2 separate regions of the Mus musculus genome follow, and region 2 is linked to region 1. The links are chromatin loops, found by intact Hi-C in ENCODE. Cell type or tissue: heart. All regions are shown on one strand. Each heading gives the region's core, and the rest is flanking DNA. Links, peaks and the distances in the headings are about the cores only.

What was found. Peaks named below come from ENCODE experiments on the same cell type or tissue, not always from the same donor. Only the 100,000 strongest peaks of a DNase experiment are listed, where the experiment ranks them.
Region 2: a loop joins it to region 1, with 2.2 times the contacts of the local background. A loop is called at or near these places in 3 of 42 quality-filtered maps.

The regions. Positions count from the first base shown.
Region 1 is chr16:22,710,605-22,726,714 of GRCm38, reverse strand. No RefSeq gene overlaps it. Among named protein-coding and RNA genes, the nearest start is that of Dgkg, 61 kb to the right of the region's middle. In heart, for the core only: CTCF peaks have their summits at 7,254 (motif pointing left) and 9,073; no DNase peak of the experiment used is centred there; H3K27ac peaks cover 312 bases.
Region 2 is chr16:22,787,162-22,803,271 of GRCm38, reverse strand. Gm30416 (a long non-coding RNA gene) reads right to left here and starts at 10,982. Exons shown (of 4, transcript XR_875953.3): 1 at 10,682-10,982; 2 at 5,398-5,629. In heart, for the core only: a CTCF peak has its summit at 7,559 (motif pointing right); no DNase peak of the experiment used is centred there; H3K27me3 peaks cover 831 bases.

The sequences.
Region 1 (16,110 bases), core at 3,770-11,769:
TGATTGTGAAGCTGCTATTGTCGGTGCTGGGAAACAAACCCAGGTCCTCCAGGGGAGAGTAGTGAGTGAGTGCTCTTAGGCACCGAGCCATCTCTCCAGCCCAGAAAATAAAATTCGTCTTGAAGTCATGAATTATTTTTTTTCTTTTTTTTTTTTTGTTTGTTTGTTTCTTATGTGCCTGTAGGACTTTCCCTACAGGTTATAACCACCACTTTGCTGGCCAGAAACTGAGACATACCTTCAAAATCCACTGGGATGAACTAGGTAGGCAGTTGAGACAACTAAGTGATCCATGCTGGCTATGAGAGCATCTTAGTGGCTGCAGTCCGTTCTTGTCTGGTCGGCATATGAACCCTTCTTCCTGCTGCTCAGTGAGCATCTTCCTTGTCGTGATGTTGATGGTCCTGGACACACACAGCTGCCCCTCAGCTGCTGCTCCCTGGAATCTCTGTGTCTCCACCCCTGGTTTCCAAGTCCCAGGAAGCCAGGCTTTTCTGAAGCAGCTTTCTAGTCATGTTTTACATGCCACTTCCTATGGAGCTGAAGAAATGGAAGTCCACATTTAAAGACAATTAGCTGCCATGCAAAAAGGATGCATGTGCTATTTTTATTTTATGTGTATGAATGAGTGTTCTGCCTCTATGTGCACCATATGCATGCCCGATATCTGCAGAGATCTTCAGAGAACACTGGATCTCCTGTAACTGGAGTTACAGATGATTGTAAGCTGTTGTGTGAATGCTGGGAATGGAATTGGGGTCCTCTGCAAAAACAGCAAGTGCTCTTAACTTCTCTCCAGCCCCAGTTAGCAGCCATTTTGATTGGCATCTTTAAAAGTTAAGCGTGTCCTAGGGGAGGCTCATTGTGTGAAAGCCATCTATAAAAGCTATTTGAGCTGATACCTACATTTTCTTTTAATAAATTGCCAAGTAGCAGAGATATTGAAAATCAATTCAAAAAACTTCACACTGCCTCAAAATTGAAGTCAACATTTTGAAACATTAGCACACTACAGTGGTTGTTTCTGAAGGTTAATTATACTGAACCAGTAGAAGAAGTCATTATGGATTAGGGAGGCTCCCCACATGCCCAGCCCACAAGTACCCTTTAGAGAAGAGACTCTAGTGGACTTGTTTCTGCACCAATTGCTGTGGAACCATCAGGGGAACCATAGGGTGCAATTCTGACCTCACATGAAATACAAGAAAGGCTAAATACTGTGAGGAAAGTCAGCACTTGTCCCTCCCCGGTGGAGGCGTTCCATTTGGATGGTAGCCACCTGACTCAGTCAAATGTTCTATTTTGGGAAATATAAATGTCAGCTCTCCTCTAGTGAAGACATAACCCAAACTACACTGAACTTTTATTCTCAGCTTTTGCTCTGGTTTTCCATTAGGTCTGGTGTACCCAGTCTTAGCGTCATGTGGACCAAAAGTTATGGAACATCAGAGGTGGTCAATTTTTGCCATTCTGCCAACAGGAGTCTTCAAAGCAATTCTCTATACCAAAGGGAGGCTCTGTGGTTACCAGGAGACCTGAGGGATAGAGCACTAACCATTGAATGACATGGTAAGAGGGTGAGGTGGGCGTGAGAGCTGGATTCACGTACACAGGACTAAAGGATGAGACAACCGCATCTTTCCTGGTCTGTAGTACACTAGTGAAGGACTAATAAAGCCTCCTTTAGTTTTACTCTCAGAATCCAGAGAAGTAGCCACCAAGACCACGGCTTTGGGGCCATAACAAATGCTGTTTGGTGTGATTTGGTCCTGTGAGTACAGGTGGGCTACCACTTCTAAGGACTAGGTGACTTCAGCTGGGACATAAATCAACTGGCCCTGACTCCACTGCTCCAGATGGGTAAGAATGGCCCCATGTAGGAAGTATTGCTTAGGATTTGTTCTCTTACAGGCAGCCGCAGGACATGGCCAGAAACCGATCAGATTCAGAACTTAGGTAGAAGCTGAATGCTTAGACGCCAGTGTTTACAGTTGATGACATGGTCTTGACTCCCCACAGCCAGCAATCGTGAAAACTAGACTGTTACCTGGGAAGTGTGAGAGGTGCTGTGGTTAGAAGATTCCCACTGCTCTGGTTTAGACTGACAATGTCTTCCAAAGGCCCATGTGTTTGAAGGCTTGACCTCTGACCTGTGCTAGTAGGAAGGAGTCCTGTGCACTTGGAAGTGACCTCTAGTGAAAGGAAGTTACATCATTAGGGTTGTACCCTTAAAGCAGCTATTATCTCTGAACCCCTATCTATCCTCTTTTTTATTTCCTGACCATCATACAGAGAAAAGGTCTCCTTGGCAACCTTTGTGTACTTGACAAACTCATCCAGTGCACTGAGCTGCACAATGCTGTCCAGTGTAATGAGGCCAAGCAACCCTGAGCTAAAATCTCTCAAACTCAGATCCCAAGACTAAAATATCAGCACTTAGTCAATACCCCTCTGCAGTAGTATGCTGCAGGCCTGCTCTTCTTCATGCTATATGTGAGTCCATTCTTCCAAAGTAGCCTTTACTCCTTTGTGGGTGATTATCTCGGTACGTGGTCATAGTAATGGAACCCTGCAACCTTTCCCAGATGCAGCGGCTCTTGCATCAGTAGCTCAAGACCTTAAGTATCCAACCGTCCCATGGAGAAAATGATTGCCTTGACATCTATTTAAATAATGATGCCTAGGATGTCCATAAATACCATCTTTCTGCCTTTATGCCTGTCAGACAGATTCTGACAAGTTAGCACCTTCTTCCTAAGTCTGCAAAGATATGCCTCTCCTATTTATTAAAGAAATATGCTTACTATTTTCCTTTATTTACTTTAAGCTGACTGGCTGTGCCTGTTCTATGCATATATTTGCAGCTCCTGGCCTACTCTACAGCCATGTTTGTATTTTGACCTAAAGCAAAGAGGCAGGCTGATGTCCAGTTGCTGCTGAGACCAGACATGGACATAGACACATGCTCTGACCTCTAGTCTCCACTGTGACCGGTCTCTAGAACAGCGGTACTCAACCTTCTGAATGCTGTGACCTTTGAATATAGTTCCTCTTATTGTGGTAACCCCAACTATAAACTTACTCTCCAGTGTGATGTTACTCTAGAGCAGTGGTTCTCAGCCTTCCAAATGCTGTGACCATTTAAGATACTTCCTTGTGTCGTGGTGATCCCCATTCATAAAAGTATTTTGTTGCTTGCTCATATCTGTAATTTTGCTACTGTTATGAATCATAATGTAAATACCTGAGCACAGGTCAAGAACCACTGCTCTAGAAACTGATCTGTACATACCAGTAGCTTATCTAAAGCCTGGGCATCAACAAACAGGGCGTCAATTCTGTCTCTAGATGGCTGCCACATTTTAAAAATGTGCTTTTCATTGTGTGATAGGAGGCAGAAAGATCATAAGAACCAGAGGACCTGGGAGTTTTCTGTGTCTGCCTCATAGTAATGTGAGAAGCTAACCCCATGAACTCTCAGCAACATGACTGCCCAAATGTGACCTCAGCAAAGACAATAGCAATATACATGTCAAAGTGGGTGGAGAAAAGCCCAGGAGGCCTGAACCTGATACAAAGAACCTGAGGCAATGGCAGGATGCTCGGAGAGGGAGACACAGTCTTCCCAAAGGAAGAGCACGCCAGTTGATTATCCAACACCAAATGGTTGGCTCTAAAAACACTTATACAGTAATATTATTGAGATTGGACAGGTTGTATTTAGGGATACATATGTATAAACATATGGATATACACATGCAATAACAATTAATGAACAAAGAGGCAGATTTGAAGGGAGGAAAGGAAAGAGGTAAATGATGTAATAACATTATAATATTAAAGATAAAAATGTGTTCTTGTGTTTTCAATGAAGTCAAAGGTTTTCATGAGAGGGTTCTGGAATCTCATGTCTGTCGATGCAATGTCTGCGACGTGCTTTTTCTAAGAGAAGAATTGGGCTAAATAAACATCCTTAGACACAGTCCAAGGAAATACAAGCCCAGGAATGAGGGTGTATGGGAGCAGGGTCTCAGTCGACCAGGAGTTTACTTTTAGGGACAAAATCTTTTTGTCTTTATAGGGAAGAGGAAAGACTCACCAAGGAACACCAAACAAAAGCTTGGCTGACGGTCTCCCTGTGCAGCTTCCAGGCAGCTGTGAGTAGTATGATTCCATTCTGCAGCATTTCCTGCGGACCTCCATCTATTCACACTGACAGAATCATTGAGTATGATGCACAAGACCGGCTTAAGATGCTCCCAGACCCCAGGGAATCAGAATTCCAAAGCTCAGATGTCTACAAGGGCCAAGTGGGGGACATGAATAAATGAAGACCTGATATAAGTAAAAGATAACAGCAGCTGACATTCAGACTCTAGCCCAAGAGGTACTGTGTAGCTGGGGCAACTGTTGAGACCAGAAGGGGTAGTTACCCCTCAGATATAGCAGGTTATTTGCATGAAGGACCAGCTCCAGGTTTTGATTTTCTAGGAAAAGTTCTCATTATAAATGTTCTTATTCTTAAACATTGTTAAGAAAAATTCTTAAAGTTTTGCCTTACAGAACCCCAAAACAAAGAAAACAACAACAACAACAACAACAACAACAACAACAAAACCAAACCAAACCAAACCAAACTAAGTGAATAAAATATTCTGGGGACTCCATTCCGTGCTAGGGCCTCAGCATGTGCCTGTGCGCTCTAAGCCTCCTGTTGCTGTAACAAAATACCTGAAACAATTAACTTACAAAGAGAAAAGCTTAGTTTTGTCTCATGGTTCTTGAGGTTCCAAGATTGTATGGCTCCATCATTTTGGGCTTTCAGTTATGCGGCAGATCATGGCATGTGCCAACAAAGAAAAGAAGAGAAGAAAAAACAGGGTCCCATAATAATCCATTTCAGACTCAGGCTTTCCAAAGACCTTGGGGTATTTCAAGTTTCCACCACATCTCAGTAAAGCCACGAGGAATCTGAGCCTTTAGCTCATGAGCCTTTCAGGACATTCAACAACCAAACCTGCCAGGACTAAGTCTTAGGTTTCTGTTTGTGGACTCAAAGATTTGAGAGGGGAAAGGACATTTTGTCATATCTGAGCACTTGAAAGTGCCCACATCCAAACGGCCCTTGTGAAAACAGCCAGAATGAGCAGGGGTTCCCTAAGTTCAGTTTCCTCATTCACAGAAGGGGGGAAGGAAAGTGCTCCTGCCCTGCCCACAGCAGGATGCTGTCTCTGTGCATGGCTGAAAGGCCACAGGAGAGTGAAGGCATCAGGGGGCCACCCTCCATCTGTTTCCCCTCAGTGAGGCTGAACCTGGGCTCTACATCCTTGCTTGTGTTCATTCAAAACACTGGATTTGTGTTTTGCCATATGACAACATGACTCCCCTAGTTCCTAAGTCATTGCTTTGGACTAACTCATGGCACACCCTTCCAAATTTTCCCATGCCTCTAGAAGTTTCTAGAGAGTATCGGGCAAGGGTAAGAGAAGGCCACTTCTGCTGTCAGGCTACTACTCTGCATTCATCTCAATGCCTTGTACCTTGACACCTTGGAGTTTTGAAAATATTTCATTAAGATGCTTTGAATAAAATGTCCCTTATTCATAATGTGAGCAATGTACTAAAAAGGTGCAGTTGGTACAAGTGTTCTAATTCCAATACTCTGAAAGCTGAGGCAGGAGGATTGTAAATTCCAGGTCAGCTTTGACTGTACAATGAAACCCAGTGTCACAAAACGGGAAAGGGAATTTGAAATTGAGAAATTTTTAGAGAAAAGAACCTGCTATAATCAAATAGTCTAGAAAAATTTGAAATGGTGTTTATATTTTATAAATATGTAATTATATAAATGTGATTCAATGTTTAGTAAAAGTATTAGTACATATACGGCATACTTTTAAAATTGAGATGGAATCCATAATACTCCTTGTTAACTTGTTTTAGGTTTACTGTGAATGTTTTTATGGACACATAATTTTATAGTTTACAATGTTCTATGATATGAACATCATAATTCATTTTGGTAATTTCTTTGAGGGGACCACAAACTGCCAAGCCAGGAAGTTCCTCACACAGCCTAATTCATGACTCTTGATTCTTTTATGAAACACAGAGATGCTCTTGGTTCCTCTTGGTGAGATGAAGCTTAGTTTAGATCCAAGCAACCTCCTTGGACACCAGCACGGAGCTGTCACAGTCAGCTGTGCCCTTTCCTCCTCTTGGAAAGGCCAGGGGGTGAACTGGGGCCTCTGTCTAGGACTGTGGCTGGTGTGGGACACTAGACTCTCCCAGGAATCCAAGATGACCTTCCTTATGAAGCTGAAGAAGATGTCACGGGCACGAGGCCAGCAGAACCCTATGGCATTTCTCCTGCCCACATCTGTTGTGGCAACTGCTGTGCTGACAAGCCCAGCTACGGAGCCTGGCATTTGTGTTGGCGTAGAAAGTTCTCTGTATACGCTACTTCACCTTTTAATGCAGACCAGCCCATCTTCCTGGCTTCTTGATCCTCAAGTGACAGGGACTTCTTCAGAGGAAACTGGGCCATTCCCAGGAAGAGCCCACTGCCTACCCAACATAAAAAGGCTGCCATTCAGTCCAGCAAGAAGAGCAGGAAACACAAGACACCTCCCTCCCAGATCCCTCCAGGCAAGACTCACTGCCCATTGTTTTCCTCCAAAGGGCCACTTACCACTGTCTCTTCCCTCCCTGCCCCCAACCCAGCTGCAGAAGCTATTTTTAAATTTCCCTAGCAACCAGAGGACAGAAGCTGGGCTTCTTGTGATGCTGTAGTCACCAGAGACTGGGCAAATGGGACAAGACTGTCGTAAGAAGGAAGCACAGCCCCTTGCCCTCCTTGGAGAGATGGCTTCCTTGTACGTGGTCGTAAGATGCCACCTTCCTGCCCGATCTCTGTCTTTGCCTCTAACGTGGCTATTGCTGGGTATTTTTGGAGAGAACTTCTCATACACCAGCTTCTAGGAAAAATGGTGACTGGTGCTCGGGACGCCTTTGGTGCAGGAGCATGCTTGGCAAGTGCACGGGCAGAGTGCACAGCCTATTCTGGCATGGCAAATAAAGACATATAGAGAATGTAAAATCGGTAATTAAACCCTCTTAAAACTGACCTGTTTCTTGTTACCATCACGAGTCAGCAATTCCTCTGATATGAAAAATAGTCCTCACCGTCCCCCATCCCCTCGAGCACCTGAGCCCCTCCCCTTCTCCTTAAGTCACTCCTTTGGTGCCCTGGCCCCCTGGTGGTGATCCTGAGAAGTGAAAGCATACTTTTTAAAATTAATTAATTAATTTATTTATTTATTTTGTTTTTTAAAAAATTGGATATTTTCTTCACTTACATTTCAAATGCTATCCCAAAAGTCCCCTATACCCCCGTCCCCGCTCCCCTATCCACACACTCCCACTTCTTGGCCCTGGCTTTCCCCTGTACTGGGGCATATAAAGTATGCAAGACAAGGGTCCTCTCTTCCCAATGATGGCCAACTAGGCCATCTTCTGCTACATATGCAGTTAGAGACACGAGCTCTGGGGGTACTGATTAGTTCATATTGTTGTTCCTCCTATAGGGTTGCAGACCCCTTTAGCTCCTTGGGTACTTTCTCTAGCTTCTACATTGGGGGCCCTGTGTTCCATCCAATAGATGACTGTGAGCATCCACTTCTGTATTTGCCAAGCACTGGCATAGCCTTACAGGAGACAGCTATATCAGGGTCCTTTCAGCAAAATCTTGCTGGCATATGCAATAGTGTCTGCATTTGGTGGCTGATTATGGGATGGGTGGGGCAGTCTCTGGATGGTCCATCCTTTCGTCTTAGCTCTAAACATTGTCTCTGCAACTCCTTCCACGGATATTTTATTCCCCATTCTAGGGAGGAATGAAGTATCCACGAGTTGGTCTTCCTTCTTGATTTTCTTGTGTTTTGGAAGTTGTATCTTGGGTATTCTAGGTTTCTGGGCTAATATCCACTTATCAGTGAGTGCATATCAAGTGACTTCTTTTGTGATTGGGTTACCTCACTCAGGATGATGCCCTCCAGGTCCATCCATTTGCCCAAGAATTTCATAAATTCATTGTTTTTAATAGCTGAGTAGTACCCCATTGTGTAAATGTACCACATTTTCTGTATCCATTCCTCTGTTGAGGGACACCTGGGTTCTTTCCAGCTTCTGGCTATTATAAATAAGGCTGCTATGAACACAGTGGCTTCTGGCTATTTTAAATAGGGCTGCTATGAACATAGTGGAGCATGTGTCCTTATGCCCAGGAGAGGTATGCTACCAGTTCAGTGTGTATGTGTGTGTGTGTGTGTGTGTGTGTGTGTGTGTGTGTGTGTGTGTGTGTGTGTGTATCTGTGTCTGTGTGTCTTTGTTTAGCAGGAGTCCTAGCCTGGATGCACAGGCAACCAGTAACTATGCCTGACATGTGTGGTATCTACTGTCTGGGGAACCTTTCCAACCTAGCACAAGAAAGCCAAACTATAGTGATTCCTCCTTACACATAAAGTAGGTGCCTCAGAACCTGGTAGACAGTTAGTCCTCTGGGTCCGAGTAGGATGTGGACTTCACAGTTCCCTTCTGACAAGTTATACATACCCTTCAGCCAAAAGCACTCATCCATCCGATCCAGGAGGCAGGTTGGAAAGGAGCGTGGAAGACATGACCATAATAAACCATTTGCACAGCAGAAGTTTTACCTGGAGCCTCCTTTTGTATCCTTCGGTTCTGAGACCAAATACGTATAGGCACAGTAATGATATGCTAATGAACAAAATCTAAATTGCATAGCCAAACTTCCTACCATATTTACATTACAAAATTACATTAATTTTGCTACAAACAGTAGCAAAATTACAGTTATGGAGTAGCAATGAAAATAAAGTTATGGTTGGGAGCCAGCACTTGAGGAATTGCACTGAAGGATCACAGTGTTTGGAAGGTGGAGGACCATTGCTCTAGTGCATCTCCCCATGGGCCTCTTCTGCGGGACTCTATTGCTCCACGGCTGCCATCTGTCCCCTACCTACCTACCCCTAGAGGTGGGAATGGGTAATGCTACATCACTAGGAACTGAGTGATTGGTCTCATACTTGATACCCAGATACTTGGGCTTTCAGAGCCCATCTACAGTGACCCATCCCAGGCAACCTGCCCACCATCCCCCTCTGTTACCAGCTCTGTTCCCTCTGTGTTGTCTTATCCTGGCAGTCCTCTGGCCTGGCCACCTGTGACTGAATGGCTACTACTTGAAAGCAGACAGGAGACAAGGAAATGTCTCACAGCTGGTACATCGCTGCAGACACAGCCAACCAGAATGCACCCTGCATGGCAGGAGTGTCCCCTCAAGGTCAGGCACTCACCCTGTAGTGAAGGGCTTGGCAGATGTCCTCAGGGTCTAGTGGAGACCTGGGGCAGAGGCTGGTGGTGGTGGCATTCAGGTGGTTCCAATCAGTAAATCATATCTCAGTGTTCTCAACAGCTGGGCACTGTTGTCTGTGTGTGCTGACTATGAGTGGCACTCTGCTGAAGAATCAAATTCAGAATTCTTGTCAGTTATCTCAGGAGTGAAAACAAAGGCAGTTTACTCGATGCTCTTCCTGGATGTGCGAGACTGAGCAAGTCAGGTGTCATGCATGGTTTGCCCTTCAAAGAGCCACCCCTCTGCAGCTTGCACTTGCCTTTGGGTCTCCTTTAGTTGAGCTCAAGTGCTATCCTGCCCCTTTTTGCTTTCCTTCTCTTCCCTGTACACAAGCAGCCACACTGAGGCTTAGAGTTACTTAGGCTAGAGCAGAACAGACCTGGACCTGTTACATGCAGCCCACCCACTGCAAAGCCACAGACAGGTGTGCAAAATGTGTTTCTGCTCCCAGAAATGCCTTTTCAGAAAAGCCAGTTCTCTTGAGACGGCTCACAGGGAAGTGTGTGTTTAGGTCTGACCAAGAAGATCCACCAAGCTATGAAATTCATCTCTGCCTTATTTTGTGTAGCCACTGCCACTACTATTAAACCCATGACCACAGGACAGTCATAAAAGAACTTGCTTTGCGGGCTAGAGTGGTCACTCAGTGGTTAAGAAAATAGTACCACTCTTGCAGAGAATCTGAGTTTGGTTTCCAGCACCCACATCTGGAAGCTCACAACTGCCTGTAACTCCAGTCCCAGGGGAACCCAATACCTCTGGCCTCCAAGGGCACCAGCCCTCACATGCAAGTGTGCATGCACGCACGCACACACGCACGCACACACAGACACACTAATTTTAAAAAAAGCTTTAACAAGAACCCGTTTTAACATTTCATTCTTGTTCCATGCCTGTCATTATGCTAAGACACCATGCTACTGTGCAATAGCATACGTGCCTTGGGTTACCTTTGTTGTAAATTTAAGGAACATTTGATCAAATTGTCTGCATCTCCTCTGCTTTCCACGGAACCTCACTATCAAGGCAGAACACTTGCCCCTCGTGTGTAGCACTATGGATCCGATCCCCAGCACTGGAAGAAAACAAAAATCAAAAAATACCCTGACCAGCACACATAACCTCCCGACCCCAATTTTACCTTTATTACTAACTGCCTCGAGTGTAGCATTGCTTCAGACTCTGTGGGACTGTAATAATTCCCTTGGATGCTTGTTAAGGTGGGTCAAGGAGATAGGGGAGCCAGGTGCCCAGCTAATGAATAATGCATCTACTGTTTCCTTACTCTAGAGAGACAGCCAGAGCTAGCTCCGCAAGAGGAGGCCTCACTCTTGGAGCTGACCATTTTGTTGTGAGGTTGGCATAGGGAAGGTAAATCTACAGAAAGCTGTTTCCTCCTTACATACATTTTAGTCTTAATGGATTGTAGCTGCTTCAGCAGTCTGAGCTTCGTGAGAAGTCAACATTAAAGTCACTGCTTTTTATGATCTAGTCGAATGGGAAAGGGAATCTCTTTATCCCTTGGCATCTCTGACTAAGATGGGAACTAGCCCTTCTGTGGAACCATCCTGTAAACACATGGTCTCTGAAGTCTCTGGACGATTAGGCTTAATAGCTCATTAGTCAATTCTTAAGTGAAATTATTCAAGCTATCATTCTTAGTCTTCGAGGATAATAACATTTGTGAGTTTTTCTTTTCAGAATGCTAACATTTCAGAGCTGCTCATATTTCATAGCAAATCCTCTTATTTCTAAATCAAGCCTTTGGAAAAAAAATATGGTATCATATGACCACATTTGTACCCTTTGTGAAAGTCCTTCAGTTTGTGTGTGAGTTCCTTAATATTCACCAACACGACTGGATACTAAGCCACTTGGATCTGGCTGATGATTTCCTAATTTGGAAGGCTCCATGCTTTCATGGAAGATGGTACTTCTCCTCCATAGTCCACTAAGGATCAGCCTGCAGCCCATTAGGAGAGTCTTGAGGTCACTGAGTACTGTTAGAGCTCTGCCTCCCAAGTCACTGCCCTGTGCCTTAACTGAGACCTTGGCTGCCCATTTCTTTACTAACACAATTCAGCAACCCCCAAACACCACGTTTTATGAGATTACAAGACTGTTTCTATCAGACTGACATTCACAAACCCGGGGTATTTCCTATCTGCCTTATCCTTCTGTATGACACATACAAATGTTAAGGATGGCCAATCTTTTAATTAAATCTCTACTCTGTCGAGTTAGTCATCCAGAAGCAACTGTCCTTCATAAAAAATATACCTCTTCCTTCCTATCTCTACATGTTCTGGATGCAATGGGAGAAACAGAGTGGTCAGTGATGTAGGGGAAGCTGTGTGAAGCTTTCACAGATCTTGTTACAGGTTACACCCAATGTAACCTGACCCACTTGCTCTTTAGGACAGTGCACCCTTTATCTCAGTTTTACCTTATAAGACATAACCTTTCAGCTCTTTATTGAGAATACATTGAATGTGTCTGTGGGCTCAACAATTGCTACCTTCAGTCTAGCATGGATCAACCTGCACATAGAGCTAAAATTATCTCTGCTTCTGGATTGTGGCAGTCAGCTTCCAGATTTTTGTATTATCTTTATCCTGAAGGAACACACAGAGTACCTTATCCAGGTTTCTCACATTACAGATGTGGACAAGAGATTCAGGATGTGGATGGGACTTTATTGAAGCTACCAGATGAATGTTCTCCATGGTTTACAGTTTTAGGTACCTACCATTATAAGGAAAATGCAAAACTGCTGACTCGGCGTTTCTGCCATGTCCATCATAAGCATATGGTCCAAACAAGCAGACTAGATGTTCAGCTCTCTTCACTCTCAGCCTGTGTGTTGCTTCTTGATATTGTTAGGCTTGCAACATCACTGATGAAGTCATTCTGGCTTTATGCTTGAGCATATGATAGCAGATTTCTTTGCATCACTATATATATATGCATATTTAATATAAATGTAAGTGGTGAATTAATCTGGCAGCTATATTTATTTACCTTATGCTAAGCCCCAATAACTTCACAGAGAAACCAAGATTTATTTAAAACTGCACCTCAATAGCTGATCATTCAAATGCTATACTTTAAACATCTGTGCTAACCTGGCTACTTCCCAGAACCAGCCATGACACTTGTGTATTATTACTAGTCTAGTTCTTCAGACACATTCTTCATGCCTCCAATGCCCCCATCCTCCCACATCCTTTGACTTTCCCTATCCTTTCCCCTTGCTAGCGGAAGTCCCACTCTATTCTCTGTTCAGCCCAGCCACTGGGTTATCAGCACTTATTGACAAGGCAGAGAATAAAAGGTAAGAACTGTTTACACAATTGTTTACACTTGAGACAGGTGATTCTTAGTATAAGCATCACAATACTGTGTCCAGATTGAAACAAGATATGAGAGAAATCAGCATTTGAATAACCCAAGGGTAAACTTTACACAGCATACACAGCACTATGCCTGCAGTATACTATTGGGATCTAGTTCTCCCACCCAGATGGTAAATACAGCTTTACAGTGGATGGTGGAGCATACCAGCAGAAATGATCACACCTCTCATAGAAGCAGGAGGATGGCATGCAAGGCCAGACATGCTCCTCCTGGAATTACTTTCTTGCAGGCATTCAGGGGTTATATATGAACTATCTTATACTCCCAAAGACCCAAGGAGTTCCCATTTGGCCCTGCCTCCCCAATGCTTTGCTTTCTCCCAATACAGATATCTGGGACCATGACTTTAATCACAGTGGACTTTCGAGGGATACTTGGACAGTTCCCAAATCATAGCAAATTATAGTGGGTCCCAGGGCCTGCTTGGAGGAAGGGGAGATTACCAGGGCACCAAGTGTGGTAGCACTCACCTGTCAAGCCTGTCTCTAGGAAGATGAGACAGGAGGACAGCTGTGACTTTGAGGCTAGCCTAGACTACACAGCAAATACCAGGTTAGCCACAGTCTATAGACTGAGACCCTACCAAAAACAAACAAACAAACAAACAAACAAAAACAGGAAGGAAGGAAGGAAGGAAGGAAGGAAGGAAGGAAGGAAGGAAGGAAGGAAGGAAGGAAGAAAGGAAGGATGGATCTACAAGGGATACATAGGTAAGTACACAGGAAAATATCAACTATGTGTGTCTAACTGCAAAGTAAATCAGCACAAGTCACCCAAGCTGTTTGCAACCATCAGACAGCCTAGTCTGAAGAACATAAACTTGATCCGTGCCCAGAATTAACTAAAATCAAATAATAGATCGAAATTAAAACCTAAAACAATAAAACTCTGAGAAAACCCTTGCAGCATCAAGTTAGAGGAATATTCCTTAGATATCGTACAGAAATAGAATTCATGAAAATTATATATCAAGCCTTTTTGAAAGCAAGACATTTCTTCTTCAAAAGATATTATTGGGAGAGTTAAAAAAAAGCAAACATAGGAGCTAGAGGGATGGCTCAGTGGTTAGGAACACTGGCCCCTCATGTGCTGGATCCAGGTTCTGTTCCTGGCACTCAAATGGCAGCTTACAACTATGTTTACCTCCAATTCCAGGAGATCTAACACCCTCTTCTGGCCTCAAACACTCATACACATAAAAATAACTCTTTTTAAAATATAAATCTAGCTGGGCACAGTGGTTTACACCTTTAATCCCAGGACTCAGGAGGCAGAGACAGGCAGATCTCTATGAATTTGAGATCCAGGACAGCCAGGGATACATAGAACAACTGTCTCTCAAAAAACAAAGAACAAAAATAAATAATTAACTAATTAATTAAAAAATAAATATAAATCTTTTTTAAAAATTTAGAGATCTGGCATGGTGGTGCATGCCTTTAACCTCAATAGCCAGGAATCAGAGGCAGATGGGTCTCTGTGAGTTCGAGGCCAACCTGGTCTATATGGCAAGTTCCAGGCCAGCCAGGGCTATATGATGAGACAGTCTCAAAAGCAAGCAAGCAAACAAAAATCCCATACAATTTATGGTCTGGTGATATGGATCAGCAGGTAAAGGCATCTCCTGGGAAGCATGAAGACCTGTGTACAATCCCTGTGCCCCACAAGGTAGAAGAAGAAAACCTACTTCTTCAAGGTGTCCTCATACCTCTACAGGCATGTTATGATGCTCACAGTAATAAAAATGAAACAGAAACTTAAAAAAAAAAAAGACAGGCATATAATGAAGGAAATATTCACAATACATGTGACTGATAAAGCCCTCACTTTAGAATATATAAAGAATTCTCCAGATAAGAATAAAGCAAATCTACAATTTTTAATGATTTATTTTCATTTTATGCATATGAGTAGTGAGTTTTTGTCTAATGTACACATGGGCACCACATGTACACATGTGCAACATGTGCATGCCTGATGTCCTAGGAGTAGTAAGGGGGTCAGATTCCCTGGAACTGGAATGACAAACAGTTGTGCCAAGTGGGTGATGGGAACCAAACTCAGGTCCTCCACAAGAGCCACCAGTGCTCTGAGCCACCAAGCTATCTCCAGCCCCACAGGCTCACAATTTAAAAATTGGCAGTCAACAAAGATTGTGGGGACAAGAAGTGCCTGAAAACACTATCATCATTAATTAGGAGAGAAATGGAGTAGAAGCTAGCCTGCAAGTCTATTAGTGCTGCTACAACCAGCAAGCTGTCCGGGATGCTGACTGCCTCAATGTCACACATTCCTGGTGGAAACGCACACTGATAGAATCTAATCTGAAAACCATTTCAGATTCTAAGTAAAGCTAATCAGGCATCGACCTCACAATCCAGCAATCCTATACCCAGGTACACAGTAATAAAAATGTATTTATATAACCTGCAATAAAGACTATGAATTTCTGTATAATTCCTTTATAACAGGGCCCAGTGGTAGAGCGCATTCTTAGCATTTGCGAGGCTTGGGTTTAACCTTTAGCGCTGATCAACAAAACCAAAGAAGCCAGAGTGGCCTAAAACTGGACACAATATTCTTCAACTGCCTTTACCCAGTGTGAAGAAGCCAGACATGGCTTGCTCATGCCTATAATCCTAGCACCTGGAGGGCTAAGGCAGGAGGAGAGCCATGAGTTCAAGGCCAGCCTGGGCCACAGAGGGAGATTCTGTCTCAGAACAGAGCGAATGCAATGAGTAAATAAACAATGGAAATATTCTGTATCTTGATGGTAACACTACAACAGTACGCATTGCAAGGTGAAGTTTACTCTCCTACGTTATAACGAATAAGCTTGACTTGGGAACTACAGCTGTTGGGTTTTCTTCCTTCTGTTTTTGGATTCCGAGATGCTGGTCTCTTTTAGATGCAATAAAGGAAGAGATTGGGAGATGCCATGCTTAACTGAGCATCTATCTTAGCCTTTGGTAAGAATGTTCACTGTGTGCCAGGCTTAATGGTTGGGCAAATACTAGCTAAGTAATTATTACTAAGGAACCATTTACAGCTTAGATATGGCTCAGAATCCCAATCTTCACTAAGAATATACTTTTTTTTTTAATTTTGCAATGTGCGCCTATTTTAGCTTAAAAAGACAAACAAAACATCCAGCATTGGTTCTGAACAAAAAGGCACAGTGCATGTGCATATGTCCTAGAGCCATGTAGGAAGAGTTATGAATAGAGTACAAATTTATGTTCATGGGACTATGAGTG
Region 2 (16,110 bases), core at 3,280-11,279, 77 kb before region 1:
GGCAAATCATAACGAACTACGTGAGGCTAAAAGCACATGGGACACTGTAGGCTTCAGAAATGGGGGTACGGGCCCCACAAAGGAAATTTACATGTGCTGTTTTAAGAAAGAATTGTAAGCGTGTATGTCTCCCACGGACGGACCTGTGGACCCCTAGTTTCAAATGTTGGCTGTCAGAGAGAATTGAATACTACAATCTCCCTCTTACACAAAGCCAGCATCTGCTGCTGCAGCTTTCAATCTGCAGTCTTATGTCTTATCCGTCTAGGTCCCCACCCACAAGACATAATGATGCCTCTTAATGATGTACCAGTTTTGCTGTGAGTTCATCTACATTTTCCCAAGGACTGGCAGTCTGGCACAAAAGCTAGAGAGGCAGTTAATCCACTCTCTGCGAGTGGATCCCAATTAGTTCAGAGTCGCATAATCTAAGATGGATAACTCTCTGGCTAGCACCTGCTCTGTGGGCACTCGAATCAGACAACATATAAAACATGTAAGAGATGTTTTTGGTAGCCTTGTCTTTAGCAGTTGTAACAATACCACAAACACTGAACAGCAAATGCTGAATTGCTGAGAGGAGCCGTATGATCAGATCCCTGTGAGCCTCCAGCACCCGTGGCCTGTCGATGGGCAGCACAAAGCCTAGTTTCCTGGGTGCTTGTGTTTCAAGACACTACGTATGTTGTGGATTTAGTAACATGGAACTCATAGCCAGTGGCACCAGAACTCACACCAGATGAGCAGTTGCTTTCTCTGTGAAGGTCTGTCTCGGCCTTTGAGTGAGTGGTACATTAGATCACAAGTTGCTAGCATCCCTGGGGGCATTTCTATATGGTAAGAAAATCAGCAGGAAGCAAGAATACAAAGACCATGGCATTAGGTGGTCCTGGAACAATGTGTGAGAACCGAGACAAAAAGGCATCTTCACTCCACCTGGGACCACATGCACTGGGTCACTGATCACTGCTCCTCTTTGCCCACATCCACAAGTAGCCTCAAAGCCACAATGATTTGTAGTTGAGGATTACAAAGTATCTGGGGCTTAGAATTTTCAAATACAGACTCTGACATAGTACGGATCCACTGGATGGCAGTGGCTACTGCGTTCATGCTAGTCTCTACTAATAAGTAGCTACTGCTTGTCTGGATTAATTGCATAGTCTTTTATGTAGTTAGCCACTTTTATACCTTTCTATTTTATCCCATAATTTTTTCAGAAATGTGCATATGACATGTACATGATATGGGTGCATGTACAGATGTGTGCTCATACATAGGGATGCATATATACATGTATGTGCATGTTTTTTTTTCCCAGTCAGGGTTTCTATGTGTAGCCCTGGCTGTCCTGGAACTCACTCTGTAGACCAGGCTGGCCTCAAACTCAGAAATCCGCCTGCCTCTGCCTCCCAAGTGCTGGAATCAAAGGTGTGCGCCACCACGCCCGGCTGTATGTGCATGCTTATGGAGGTTCTAGATTGTGGTTAAGTATCATCCTTGATTCCCATTCAAAGACACATACATACACCCACACATTCACACACACACACACACACACACACACACAGGATCTTTTGCTTACAATGTATCTATATATCGTCTGTCTATGTCTATGTCTATGTCTATGTCTATGTCTATGTCTATGTCTATGTCTATGTCTATGTCTATGTCTATGTCTATGTCTATGTCTATATCTATACAGGTTCTTTTGCTTACCGTGTATCTAGCTAGTTAGCTTGATCCAGAGCCTCCCTGTCTCTGGAGTGCCAGGACTACTGGTAGGACTGCCCAAACCACTGGGCTTTTCTGTGTCATCTGGAGTCCGGAACTCTATCCCTCATGCTTGCCCAGCAAGCACTGTACCTACCAAGCCACCTCCACAGTTCATGTCTGTTATTTTAGCAGGCGCTTCATAATTGGGGGAAATATGTCAGAGTCATCTAACCTATCCCATAACCTCGAGAAAAGCCACATTTAGCTGCTGCAGGAGTCTGGCCTTCTCGTGCCTGTCCCATTAGTCTCTTCCCTGGTTCTAGTTCTGGGCAGCTTCCAAAGCCAACATGGCTGTGTCTAGAATCCACACAAGTCAGAGCTTTTCAAACCTACACGTTATCCCCATAGTAAACACAACTCAAGCAGCTGTGTTGGTATTCGCTGAGACAATATGGAGAAACGCCTTAGCTATACCTATAATGGAATAAAGGCAGCTACCCTAAACCCTTTGCTGAAGGACATTCTTGGGAGGGGCCTTTCCGTGGTGAAAGGACTCAGAATCCACGGGGCTTCCAAGATGATGACTCAGGGGTCTACCGGTGACTTCACATCATTTCTGGACTGTTTGTGGGAGGGGAGGAGTCAAGGGGTGGTCAGGAGGAGTCAGGGGAGTATCGGGAAGTTCAGAGGCTTTTGGCCACATGATGGGGTGGCTACTTGCACAGAAATGGAAAGTTAATCTTCCTTTTTTTTTTTTCTGCCAGGACCGGAAGTACTGGCTTGACCCCATCTCAGATCTTTCTACTTTAGTTCTATTTTTCCAGTACCTGTGGCTCCCTTTGTGAGCCAGCAGCTATAACACAGTTGGGTGACTGTGGAATGAATAGCTTTCTGGGGAAATCCTGAAACAATTTGCCTCTTGGGAGTGAAGTACCCAGCAGGCAGGGATTTGTCCCCTTTGTTCACTTTAACAGCCACATCAGCCTGCGCACTGAACCATTGGGCCAGAACAATGGTGGGCCCTGGCAGTAATGCTGACCACATGGTTTCCGAACACACACTGGCTCGTTTGCCCAGGCTCACAGTAAGCCCTGTTAGGCTGGTCCTGCAGAACCCAGGGCTAAGTACAGAAAGATAGATCTTCAAACTATGTTTCTGTGAGCAAGTGTGGGAAAAAAAAAAGTCAGGAGGAGACCTGCTTGTGAGGGGGTTATGAATCGGAGTCACTCCCAAAGACTCCTCTAAAGGCTAAGCAACCTGGCAGTTGGGAGAGAGTCACATGGTCCTGCCTACTCAGTGTCTCCTGGCAACAACTTCACTCACACTGTCTTAGGGACCCCCTTGACTGGCTGGACTTTGACTCTCCCAGTGATTGTGTGAAGAGGAAGGTAGCTATGTTTGCCACTTGCTGCATGAATAGACTGACTCACAGAAAGACTATGTGTCTGTAGGGACAACTTCAGCCTTCCTGGGCCCTCGAGTCAAGAAGAGCCCTTTAATGTAACCAGTGTCATGCCAACCATGTCTCTGCGCGTGAGAATTTAGCCTCACATTTCCTGTAAGCATAATGGTGCTCTCAGTGTCGATGACCCTTGAGGTGTGAGTGAACGTAACGGGGATTAGCGCATTGGCCTCAGAGGGACCTAAGAGGGGATCGGTCCAGTGGACAGACAACTGGATTAGCTCATTGTCCTTTGTATTGTGTGTCTTCTCCTGCCCGCTGCTCTCCCCTTCTCTGGTACCAGAGAAAACTCTTCTAATTATTCTTCCATAATAAAGGAACATGGCAGATCTGCCCAAAGGAGGGGGCTTGATAGCCTGGCCTGTGGGTGTATCCTCTTTTCAAAAAAGAAAAAAAAAATCTAATCTATGAAAAGAAATCTCAAAGTTGGAAAACAAGAAAAGCAAGAGAAAAAATTCACTCTGAAATGACCACCTGTGTGTCTCTTTAAAGGCAACACTTGAAATTTGAACTGAATTTCAAACATTCCTAAAAGTCTGTTTATTTAGGAGCTGTAAAAGCGAGAAAACAAGTCCAGGATGCCAGAGCTTGCCGTCCCCTCAGACTTGTTAAATCGGAAGTCAGTCTGTGACCTTCTCACACTGTCCTTAGGTCCTGGAAAAAAGAGCCTTTTGCTTACAAGGAGTCCTGCACCATCCTGAGCCGCGACAGGAGAGCGCCCCCTCCCTACCCCAGGCGCCATGCCCCACTCCCACTCACCCCAGGCGCCATGCCCCACTCCCACTCCCACTCCCACCCCAGGCGCCATGCCCCACTCCCACCCCAGGCGCCATGCCCCACTCCCACTCCCACCCTGTGGACAGGTATGGGAACAGGGCTGACCTTTCAAGCCATGCCTAAAGCACAGAAATAGTTGGCTTGTAAGGATGGGGTGGGGAAGTTGGGGAAGATGTGCCTGGTAAGCTTTGTCTCAGCCACAAGAGTTCCCCCAGGCAGCAGGTACAAGCTGCGATCTGTAATCGTCTGATCCAGCATCAGACCCACTGCATCCTCTTCCTCCCTGTTCAGAGTTTCTCATAGGCAGGGAGGGAGGCATCTAAAGCACCCTGGTTGGCTGCTAACACAGAGGAAAAGGTACTGATTTCTTTGTTTTAAAAAAGATCACTTTCAGAACTGTTCTTGGGTCTACCAAGATCTATGGAATGGCCGAAGAGCCAACTCAAAAGATGCCAGAAACTGCATTTGGGGTGGGCTGTTGCACTCTCCCATGCAGGCAGCTTGTGCAGGAACAGCCCAGGGGTACTGAATGCAGAAGGGTGGGGTCAGGGAGAGAGCCACAGGGTAGCCTCAGAATTGAGGAAGTTCTGGCCTGTGGCTTGGCAGGGTAAGTTCACTGGGACATCCTCCCAGCATTATACAGCCCACTTGTTAAAAGCTTTAGCATGATGCAGGCACCACCAAAACCAGGATTGAACATTGTCGACCCTCCCCAAACAAATTCCTTTGGGTCTCTTGGGTGTCTCTGCTTGGAGCCTACCGTGACTCAGCCTCTTGGCTGAAGCCACTGTCCTTCCCTTGGCTCACCTTCTCCCGAGGTCCTGAGTGGGATCGGGCAGTGTGTGGTTCCACACAGATAATGTTTGGGGATACATCTGTGTGTACAGCACACGTCAGTAGTTCTTTTTTATTACTTAGCAACTATTTTATAGACGTACCCTTTTTTATTTTTAATAATTCAAGAGTAAAGGAAATGGGACTGTTTCCAGATACTCTGCTTTTGTTTATAGTGTCTTTAAAGTCTCCGGAACCATGTGTCTAGCCAGTCTAATTCCACAAAATAACTGTTTTCCCTTCCTTCTTTTAGAGTGATGTGCTGAGACCTGTCTGGAGGTTCCGAGTTGGTGAGCTGACACACCCATACCTGCCTGCCTTGTTTCATAAAGCACTTGCTAGCTGTATCCTGTCCTGGGCTCAGAGGGCAGCAGCTGGGGGCCCTAGCCGAGATCTGGCCTCCCTTCCCATCTTGTCCCACCAAATCTGAACACTCCTAGGGCACAGGCTGGTCAGGAGAGAGAGAGTGCGCGCTCAGCTCCTGGTTGTGTGGTGATTCAGGAAGTGACTGGTAGGACACCAATTGGGAATCCAGGCTGGCAGTGATTGTAGCTTAATTTATAATGTGCAAATATGTTCAGGCATGATACATGGGCTTCCATTCTTACTCTTTACTCGGGTCCATAAGTATAAAGAGGCTCGCCCTGGCTGTCACCGGGGAAGGCATCCAAGCTTCTTTGCATGCTTCCATGAGCAAATCATCCCAGCAGCATCAGTGGTCCTCTACTGGCTCCGAAGAACAATTCTGTAGCTAGAGGTACCTGCTTCACGAATGGGTGTAGTTTCTGCACTGGGAGAGTCTTACCTCATCTTTCCATCTGGTCCCCTGACTGATGACAGCTGTCAGGGCAGGAGAAAACAATGTGTGCTTGGCAGTCCCTCTCTGTGTCCCCAGTCAACTCCTTCATGCCCTCCCCACTAGCAACTGTTTCCTTCTCAAAACCCCATCACATGGCCAGTCTCCTCAGATAGCACCAGCTCCTGCTTAACAGAAAAGATGGAAGGGCAGTGTTGGTTTGCTCGGCTTCCTCCCCATTCCTCTCCCTAAGGCATCAGAGTTTGAGGACATTTCGTTCTTGGTTCTCTTCATATTCCACTCTCCCTGGACTAAGCTCTATGACTCCAGAGACTCTTCTCTCCTCTCCTTTCATCCCCTCTCCTCCCTTTTTCCTACCCCTCCCTTCTCTTCTTTCTTCTTCTCTCTTTCCTCCCTTTCCCTCACTCCTTTCTCTTTTTTCCCCTCTCCTCTCCTCTCCTCCCGTCTCCTCTTTTCTCCCCTTCCCTCCCCTCTCTTCTTTCCCTTCTCTCCTCTCTCCCTTCTCTTTCCCTCTTCTCTTCCCTCTTTTTTCTTTTCTTCTTTCCCCCCATTCCCTTCCCTCCCTTCTCCTCTCCCCTTCCCTCCCCTCTTCTTTCCCTTCTCTCTCCTCTCCCCCTCCTCTGTACCTCCTCCTCCTCTTCTCTCTCTTCTCTTCCTCTCCTCCCCTCCTCCCCTTCCCTTTCTTCTATCATCCCTCTTCTTTCTTCCTCTCCTTCTCCCCATCTGCTCCAGATGATCTGAACACTGCCAGGGGAATAGTTAACAGGTCTGCACTGTCCTCTTCCTCCTCCATATTACCTCTCTTTCCCTCTTTCCCCACATCTCTTTCCTCCTACCATTAACACACTAACTTCACGTTGTCCCCAGCTCTTTCTTCTCCTATACTCCCCTGGTTACAAAGCTCTGTCCATTCCATCCTGAAGGATGTCACAAAGCCATCCTCTGTCCCTCACTTTCCTGACTTCGGCATCTGTGGCAGACTTGGATGTGGCACCTCAGCCATCTCTAATCTGTCTGCCTCAAGCACTCTTCCTAACACATACGGTGCGTCATCTCCTTGGTAAACCCTTCTCATCTGTTGGGTTCACGTGTGAGCAGAAAACAATTGCGACTCTCAGAGCCATCACACATGTCCTTCATGCTGTTGTGGAGTTTAAGACCACCAGGAAAAGATCCCAGGCTTGATCCAGGTTATAACTAACCACATTATTAAAGCTGCTTACAGGGCCACAGTCTAACCCAAATCAGAGACATGCACCCAGAGTTGAGTGAAAGAGGGGATTTTAAAGTAACAAACCACAAGGGCTGTTCTGCTCTGCCAGATTAGATATTCAACGTGGCTTTAAAATAGTCCTTGAATGTCTGCATATGCAAGTCACAGAAGCCACAATCAGTGGTAGGTCGCATCCTAAGAGCAGATGATCATGGCCATACATTTCCGAGTGAGGGTCAAGGATTCAGGGTTGCCGGGCCTTATCTTCCAGGACCTTGAGTCAGAGACAAATGACTATTAAGTTCCGAAACAAATGCCTAGCACAAAATGGAGGTTTGTTAGCCATCACCGTATATGACACTGTACCAGTGCCACAGTTCACAGCATGGTCACAGAATAACTCAGCTAGAGAAGACGGCTTCCGAAAGCACAGCTTGGAGTGGGACATCTTCACAGCACCTGGCCCAAGGACTCACCTCACCGAGCACCCTCACCCCCTCCTCCAATAGCTTGCACTCAGGGAATTGTTGGTAACGTTTCAAGGGAGTTGTGTTAGGAGCTAGCTTTGCAGGCAGTAAGGGAAAAGGCCCTTTGTGAAAACTACAACCTAGCTGTGCAAATGCACAGAACAATGCGTGTGAATGCGAGGAACAATGGCAGAGTTAGCACAGAGCAGGGCATTATCCAAGGGCAGAGACCAGAAATGCCTGCCTGCAGAGGCAGTCACTGGCTAGCTAGTGGCCAGCAGGGGGCCAAAGTCAGCTGTATCCAAGAAGGAATTAGAGGTGGACAGAGGGACACCTCAACCTTTAGCTGGTGCATAGCATGGAACCATCTCTCTGCTTGGGCCAGAAGATCACGCAGGCTCAAGGACAGCTTGGTTGACTCTACCAACAATATGTTCAGGAAACTGACTAGTCTCATAGAAATCCCTTCAGTCTTTGCCCAACCCCAACCAAAAGTCTTGTAAGAAAAAAAACATCTCCACAGGGCTAGTAAGGTGGCTTGGCAGTTGGTGGTGGCAGTTGCCACCAAGCCTGGTTACATGAGTTTGATCCCCAGAATCCGCATGGTGGAAAATGATAACCAGCGCCTGCAGGCTGTCTCATGACCTCCACGCACACACAAATAAATATAATTTTTAAAGTTTTTTTTTAAAATCTCTACAAGAACCCCTCGTGGCAACCCTCTCAGGAGCCCACCTTCGGACACCAGTCTTGTGCTATTACTTTGTTTTCCTTCAGGAAGCCGACATTACTTTTCTTACTCCCATGTGTCCGAATCTTTAATCATCATCTGTGTGAGACACAGGTGGAGTTTGGCTTCTGCTGCTGTGATAAGACATCTTGACTGAAAGCAACTTGGGTGGGGAACCGTTTACTTCTTACAACTCTCAGTTCATACTCTATCATGGAGGGATGCCAGGGCAGGAACTGAAGCAGAGACCGTGGGGAAACATTGCTTATTGGCTTGTTCCACACAGCTGACTCAGCCTAGGAGCTGAGTAAGCTAGCACCTAGGAGCACCTGCCTAGATGTAGCACCTCCCACAGTGAGCTGAGCGTCCCATATCAATCCTCAGTTTAAAAGCATGCATCACAGGTTCACCCACAGGCCAATCTGATAGGGACATTTTCTCAAAGTTCTCACTGTAGAAATGGCTCTAGTTTCTAGTGTCAAGTTAACATAAAACTAGCCAGCATGCGTGGTCTCGGGCTGATTTTGATGGCCATTGAGAATCTGACGTCTTAAGTCCCTAGGTCACACATGCCTGAGGTGAGAAAGCTATCACTGCTCTTAAGAACCCACACCAGAGTCCCGCTGTTTCCTGTGGTGAATCCCCTCCTTCACCTTACTGCCTGTGATTCTTCTCATGTGCAACCACTCAAATGTCCCCTCAGGAGTTCTAGTTACACGCCTTTCTCCCACATCCCATGTCACGTCACCATCACGTCTGCTGTGTCCAGAGTCACAGCTATCCATCCACATCTCTCTTTTTTCCCTCAGAATATGAGCTTGTTGGAAGTCAAGAGCTCTGCCATCTCTCTTACCGGGAAGACACTTGTGATGTGGACATTCATCGTGAACCTGTTATGTATTATCATCATAAGCTGCCAGTCTCGATGGTCTAAGCTTTCTGTGGACCTAAACTCCTTATCAAGCCTTGGAGTAGAGACCCTGGTCATCTTGGGAAGACAAGAAGGTACTACCCGTCCTCCCAGTTTCTCTGTATCCTTGCACTTCATCTGCAAGGAAGACATCTGTAAACGGGAGCTGTGGGGTCCAAGGAAAGCTGAGTCCCAGGCACAAATTTTGAGTGAGTAGGGGAATATGACCATATGTTGGCCCCAGGGAGGGAAGTAGTGACCAGAACTTCCAGACTTCATTAGTCCTCCTGCATCTGAGTTGGAGCTCCTGGCTGTAATGCTTGAGACTTAGAAATTATCCCTAGGCAGACATAGTGATGTGGGCTCCCTAAGACAGATTCAAGGAAACAACGAAGACAAGCTTCAGGATCAGACACAAATGAGTGGAGCGGCTGCTGCTGCTGCTGCTGCTGCTGCTGCTGCTGCTGCTGCTGCTGCTGTTGCTTCTTTCTCCCCCTCTTCCTCTTCCCCCTCCTCTTCCCCCTCCTCCTTCCCCCTCCTCCTTCCCCCTCCTCTTCTCCCTCCTCCTCCTTCTGTTCCTCCTCTTCTTCATCTTCTTCATTTTCTTCTTCTTCTCCTTGTTATTTTTATTCAGAAAACCATTCTAGCATTATGGTTATCCATGCCAGAAAACTTGGATACAAAGCCTTATTTTACTACTTTGCCAGCTGTGTAACTTACACAAGTTACTCTTTCTGGGCCTTGAAGTAGTAATAGGAGAGCAACTTATTTTCTCTAAATCCTTAAATCCATTTAGGTCCCCTGCCATTCTCAGCCTGTACCTGAGGATGGCCAACAATGCCAAGCCATTCATGCCCCCCAGGAACATCCCAAAGCAATAATGATAGAAGTTAGTAGACATATACCCTTTCTTCCCAGCAACAGGACTGAGCTCCACAGCAGGACGATGTGGTGGCCTGCTGAGGGACAGATTTCTCCTCTCCTACTTCCTCACTCTTTTACCAGGCCTCCTTGGGATGATCTCCCACATATTTCCCTACACTCAAATGCTGGGGTTGGGATGTGCTTCCAGGCAGATGAAACCCATGTTGCTCCTCTTAAGGGTAAAGAAGCAAAGGCTGAGAGAGAATGAGAGAGTGAGAGCGAGAGACAGAGAGAGAGGATGGGCAGGGGGCGGAGGGGGGACGGGACAGAGAGACAGAGAAACAGGGTTAGGCACAGCATCTCAGCGACAAAGCCCAGATGCACACAGTCAGTCCACCTTGTCTCATAAGGCTCTGCTGCTTCCGTCTCCAGGATTTTGAACTTCCACCAACATCTGCCTGCAGCTGCTGCTTTAATTCTCTCCCACTAGCAAATGGAAGCTTCCCAAAGGCAACCAGGCAGCTCCCAGTCCCTCAGCTATTCCCACTAGTGGGGCCATTCACAGTAGTGAACGGAACACAGTCCCCTTTCACCTTGGCATGGGCATTGGCCTGGAGTTCCCTAGTTTAAACAAATAGTGCAATTTTAATAAATGTAAACTCAAGTTTAAAATAAAATCTCCCAAAAGGCAGATGACAGTGTGAGGTGGGGGAGCCCCCCCCCAGGGTGCTATTAGCAGTTTGGCATATCCTGTCCAATGGGAATACTAATGGAACCTAAGAAGCCTTGCCAGTCTGATTAAGAAACTGTAACTGTGTAACTGCAGAAACAGAGGTGTGAACTGCAGCACATGGACAGATGTCCCAGCAGGCCCTGCTGGGTTACCCTCACCTTGCAAGTAGCCTCCTGGCCTCCTCAGGAGGAGCACAGCAGGCTTGCTGGGGTCGTCCGGTGTTTGAACTGCTGGGCGTATGGATCCATCTGGTTAGCAACTCTTGCAGATAAGGGAACGTGAGAGGACAAAGCCTGGGCACTGAGGACAGAACCAGGAACAGGATCCAGGTTTCTTTGCTCCCAGACAAGTGTTTCCCTCCTAAGCCATGGTGATTCTGTGTTCCATCTATGAGCCTGAGTTTTCACCTCTGAAAACGGGCAACTTAAGGAGATTCATGGATATCAAGATTCTGAGGACTAGATGAGATCACGTATGGAAGCTGTGTCACAAATGGGCATATGTAAGAATGCGGAGTGGAAAGGGCTAGAAAGCCTCTGGACCAGTGGCTCTCCACCTTTCTAACACTGTGACCCTTTAACACAGCTCCTCATGGTGTGGTGACCCCAACCATAACATTATTCTCCTTGCTACTTCATAACTGTACTTTTTGTACTGTTATGAGTTGTGATGTAAATTTGTGTTTTCTGATGGTCCTAAGAGGCCCCGTGAAAGGGTTATTTGGCCCTCAAGGGACTCACAACCTACAGGTCGAGAACTGCCACCCTATAAAGACAGACACCGTGGGGTGGGGATCCTTTCTGCTTACCTGAGCACCAGCTTCTCCCATTATCTTCCTGCCCAGTAAGTTCCTGCTTTGTAAATTGGCCTCAATTCTAGATTCCGCTGGGTATTGCAGTGCTGGGCATGAAATTCAGGGCCTACATTCGGTAAGCAAGTACTGGACCAGCAATTACATCCCTAGCTCTGAGTGCCCACCCCCACCCCCCCACTTTTGACCGGAGCTTGGACATTAGAAATAAAAGGATGTTTTCGTAACAGGAATTGGTTCAGATTAAATGTGAAAGGTCTTTCTTTTTCAAAGGCTGCCTGTCTACCATTCCCAAGGGTGTCAGCAAAAGTACAAACTTTAGCACAACAGGCAGGCAGGAATGACTTCTCACGTGGTGGACAGAATGTCAAAAGCTGTCAGAGGAAAACCCTGTTGCTCCAGGGATCAAAGGAAATGGGCTGTGCTATTTATGGGGCCTTGTTTACTGATGTAAAACAAACCCTCCAGACTTGCCAACCTTACAGTGGGGAGCAAAGCAGATTAGCCCTGCAGGGGTTCTGGTTAAAAGGGATGGCTGCCTATCCCCAGGGACAGGCTCCACCAAGGCTCCCTGACTCTAACCTGTTCGTTCTGTTGCCTCAAGACACTCTCAGGCAAGAGTGTCTTTTTCCAGAGTGGCCCTCCACAGCATGCAGGAGTGAGCCTTGTAGTCTTAGACCTGTACCCCAAGAGGTGACAGCAGTGCCCAGTGACAAACAAATCAAGTCCTCTTGCCTCTGGTTCCCCAGTCATTGCCTGGAAATGGACAGGATGGGACAGTGCACATCTGGGGTCATCTCAGAAGGACATCTGCTCTCTCCATCTGTTTGTAGCCAGGACTCCAACATCTCTCTCTTCTATCCCTTACTAGATAATGAACATATAACAACTAGCATATAATTCAGCAAATCTGTATATTCTCCACCAAATTAGAAATGCTTCCAGCGGTCATTGATCCCTGATGGCCAGATAAACAAAGAAGACTGCAAACTTCACCCTCCAAGACAAAGGCCTTATAGGCTTGTCTGTTTCCAGCAGGGCTGCCCTCTTGGGCCGACTAGTCCAAACTGGTCAGATGCATCAAGGCCTGTGCTAAACATATTTCAGCTTCATATGAAATTATAGCCTCATCAGCTCCATTTTCCTTAAGTTAAGACAAAATTAGGGCAGAGGGGGGCCACCTTGTGGCACTTTAAAACATTTAAAAGACTCAGACCCTCCCAGGAGAAGTAGATACCTGCTTCAACGTCCCCTCTCCACTTCGTGGGAAATGTTTTTCTCGGTGTGCCTGCCTCCCTCTCCTCCTTCTCTCCTCCCACCATGCTTCTTCATTTTCATAGTTACCTGTTGCTTCCTGTTGTTTGAGATCCTCTCCCTCCCCCGCCCCCCATCCCTCCTTTAATTTCATTTTTAAAAAGAAGAAGAAAAGAAAGACCTCCCTGCCCCTCACAGCACTGAGCTGATTCTGGGTTCCCGGGAAGCTGTTTCTGGAGACTCTGAGCAAATGTTACTCAGTGTTCTTCTCTTGATAAAGGGGGGGGGGGGCTCAGCCCGTGCTGAGCGGAGCCTCCTCACCTCATTCTGGAGCACACTGCCCCGCAGCTCCACCTGCGCCTCCACCCACACGGTGCGTTCCTGCTTGCCAACTTCCCTCTGTGTGAGCCCCTTCGCCCACTCAACTGCAGGCCTCCTTCCGGACCGCCCCTCATGATGAGTAGTTTGTCAGTTACTATACATCAAGCTGCCTCCATCCAGCAACACAGAAAGCCCCATCTGTTCTGGGGAGCCTTCCAACAAGAGCCTCCACCCACCCACCGCCCACAACTGCCAGCAACAGGCAGACTGTCCTGCAAGTGTCCACCCTCCAGGCCCCCCGGAAGGCTCAAGACTGAGCACCCCAGGCCTTGGCTGGGGGAACAGGGCAACAGCATGACTGGCTGGGGGCCATGCTGTAACAAATGTAGGCCTCCTCACTATCGGAGCAGCCCTACCCTGGCATGATCTGAGTGCTGAGCACACTGGTGGGGAACAAGAGCAGGGGGGTAGAAACTTCATTCAATGTAGATCTGGGGGCTTGGGGAAGGTCAGGGGTCTAGTGCTTTCCTAGCATGTGTGAAGCCCTTGGATCAAAGCCTGGTGCTTGTAGCGGTGGGGGGGGGGGGGGGTTCGGGGGTGGGGGCAGTTGGTTGAGGCCGGGCAAGAAAATGTGTATTCTTTCTCCAGCTCAGGACCTTCATCCATCACGTGATTACTACTTTTTTCTCAGGCTCTGTTCCCCACTGCACTGCTCGGCAGGTCCTGTTATGAGAATCATGTCTTCAGCCTAGACAAGTTAGACATTTTCCCAGAAATCCACAGACAAGAGGCCAAAGCAGTGCGCAGGATTCTGAGCTCCAGCTGCCTGGATGAGAATTCTAGCTCTCTGTCTGCCTGTGTCCCTGTCTCTCTCTCTGCCCACGCCCCGCTCCCCCAGCAGTCCCCGTCCCCGTGCACGCGCGCGCGCGCACACACACACACATACAAAATGTATTTTGATGATATCCCGATTATCCACTTTACCCATCCCCATACTGAATTCCTTTCTAATAAATGTTCCTCCTTTCACATATTTGTTGTTCTTATTTACTGTTTTTGCTCCCTTTGGTATGTTTCGGTTTTGTTTTGTTCTGGAGGGTGGAGGTGGGTGGTATTTAATTTGAGTACCAGTGGTAGTACCAATAAGGAATTTGACTCTACCTCCCAAGTAATTACTAACAGCTTATACTCCATCAGAAACGTGTGACACCTTGAGCCCCGTTGCCATCTCTGATAGAATGTTGAGGAGCCCAGGTAAGTTCCGCTATTATTAGTTCACGGACATGACAACCCCGCCTTCCCCAGAAGACTATTTCATATCGTTCTTCCCCATCCTTCGTTTCTTCCCTCCTGCCTTTGTCCTCAGTGCTCTTTGAGCCTTGGGTGGGTAAGACACACACATGTCCTGTTCAGGGCTGACACTCAACAGTCACCTGTTCTCAGCACTTTGACCAGTTTTCAGTCTGAGCATTAACCACTGCCCATTGCAAGCAGGAACTTCTCTAACCAGGATGAGAGGGCACATGCATAAATATTTAGGAGGCAGTTTGACAATTTCCCTTTACCAAACCAATAATAGTAGATTATTGGGGCCTATGACCTCTCTAGCCAAGGGTTTTTGACAGTGCCAGGTATGAATTTCTGGAGGCATACATTTTTTCCAACCTTCTTGAATAAACATTCGACCTTGTCTCTAGCCCACACCCATCAGAGGTAGTGGAGAAAAAGCTATTAGGACATGGGGGAAGGAGACCTGTTTAGAAGTAGTTCTTTAGGGGTGAGTCTAATCTTTGTTGTCAGGGTATCAGCAGTCCAGTCCACTAGCAAACACCAAACACAAATCAGCAGCCGTAGTCCAGTCCTGCCAGCAGACACCACACATGAACCAGCAGCTGCAGTCCAGTCCTCTCGCCAGACACTACACACCCAAACCAGCATATAGGAACTTCACAAGAGGTTCTTTGGTGAGTTTCTCTCAATGGCATTACCACAAGTGGAGCTCAGCACTGCAATGTAGGGCAAGCCAATACATGCGTGTCATGTGAAGAATAGCGAGGTAGAGCAAAGAAAACCAATCTAGAGCTCCCACTGTCTGTGGGGTCATTTTTATATTCCTTCTGAACATTATGAGTCCTTTCACCTGCGTGCCCCAGCAAAACATCATTTGACATAAATGACTTTCCAAAGAAACCAGAAATTTCCACTTCAGATTTCCTCGGTGAAGTGGACTCAAACTCTATCAGGAAGTAGTTGGTTACTCCTGCGATCCTGGAATCAGGATTGAACTGAACCACTGAGCCACTATTTTGCTACTGGGCACAACTTTCAGAGCAAGGCACAAGCTTGTAACATGAAACTGAAATCTGAGATCAGTGTTAAAAACTCAATCTTTCTATAAGTGCAAGTAACTAGGTTTATTTTGCATCTTTAAAACAAGTGTGATGAACACAAAGTTTTGCAACAGAACATCACATAATAACATAGTTGTGACCATTTCTTGCTTTTATTTCATGTTTTTAAGATGTATGCAAATGAAGTCATGGAGAAGAGACCGCCTGCCTTCTTACCAGTGTGGCCTTCCTTCATCTGCAGTCTTCAGAGCTGTCATGTCACATTGTTAGACAGTAAATCAACAGTCTCAATAGAACTAATACAATATAGCCAAGCCTGAGTCTACTCAAGACTCTCTTGGAGATGGGTTCATGGCTGTTTGCTGTTCCTCTCATCCAATCAGTAAAGGCCATATCATAAGATAATCTGTGGTCAAAAGGCAGGGCTGGCCTTGACCATTCCTCCTGATGCAATCATGCTGGTCCACCAGAACAATTGTGAGGCTTTCTACGCTCTACCTTGGTTAAGTAATGCAATGGTTGATCCATGGAAATTTCCCCAGCTGGAGATGAACTGGAGGAGCCTGATTAGGATGCATGTACATGGTGATTGGTATCCCATTTGTAGTTGCCTCAACTTTGCCCATTCATTAGGTTTAACTCTATCTCTATGCCTAGGTTGTACCCTAGGCCCTTAAAGTGATCATTTGTATGATGGATCCCGGTGGTTGGTTCAGTTTCCTAGTGATCCTGGGGTGAAGGCAAAATTACTGTATATTTCACCTTATCAGGAGTTCCCTATCATTAGCCATTACATTCTTAGTGGTTGTGACTTAGCCATGGATTCTGGTGACAACACAGCAGACTCTCC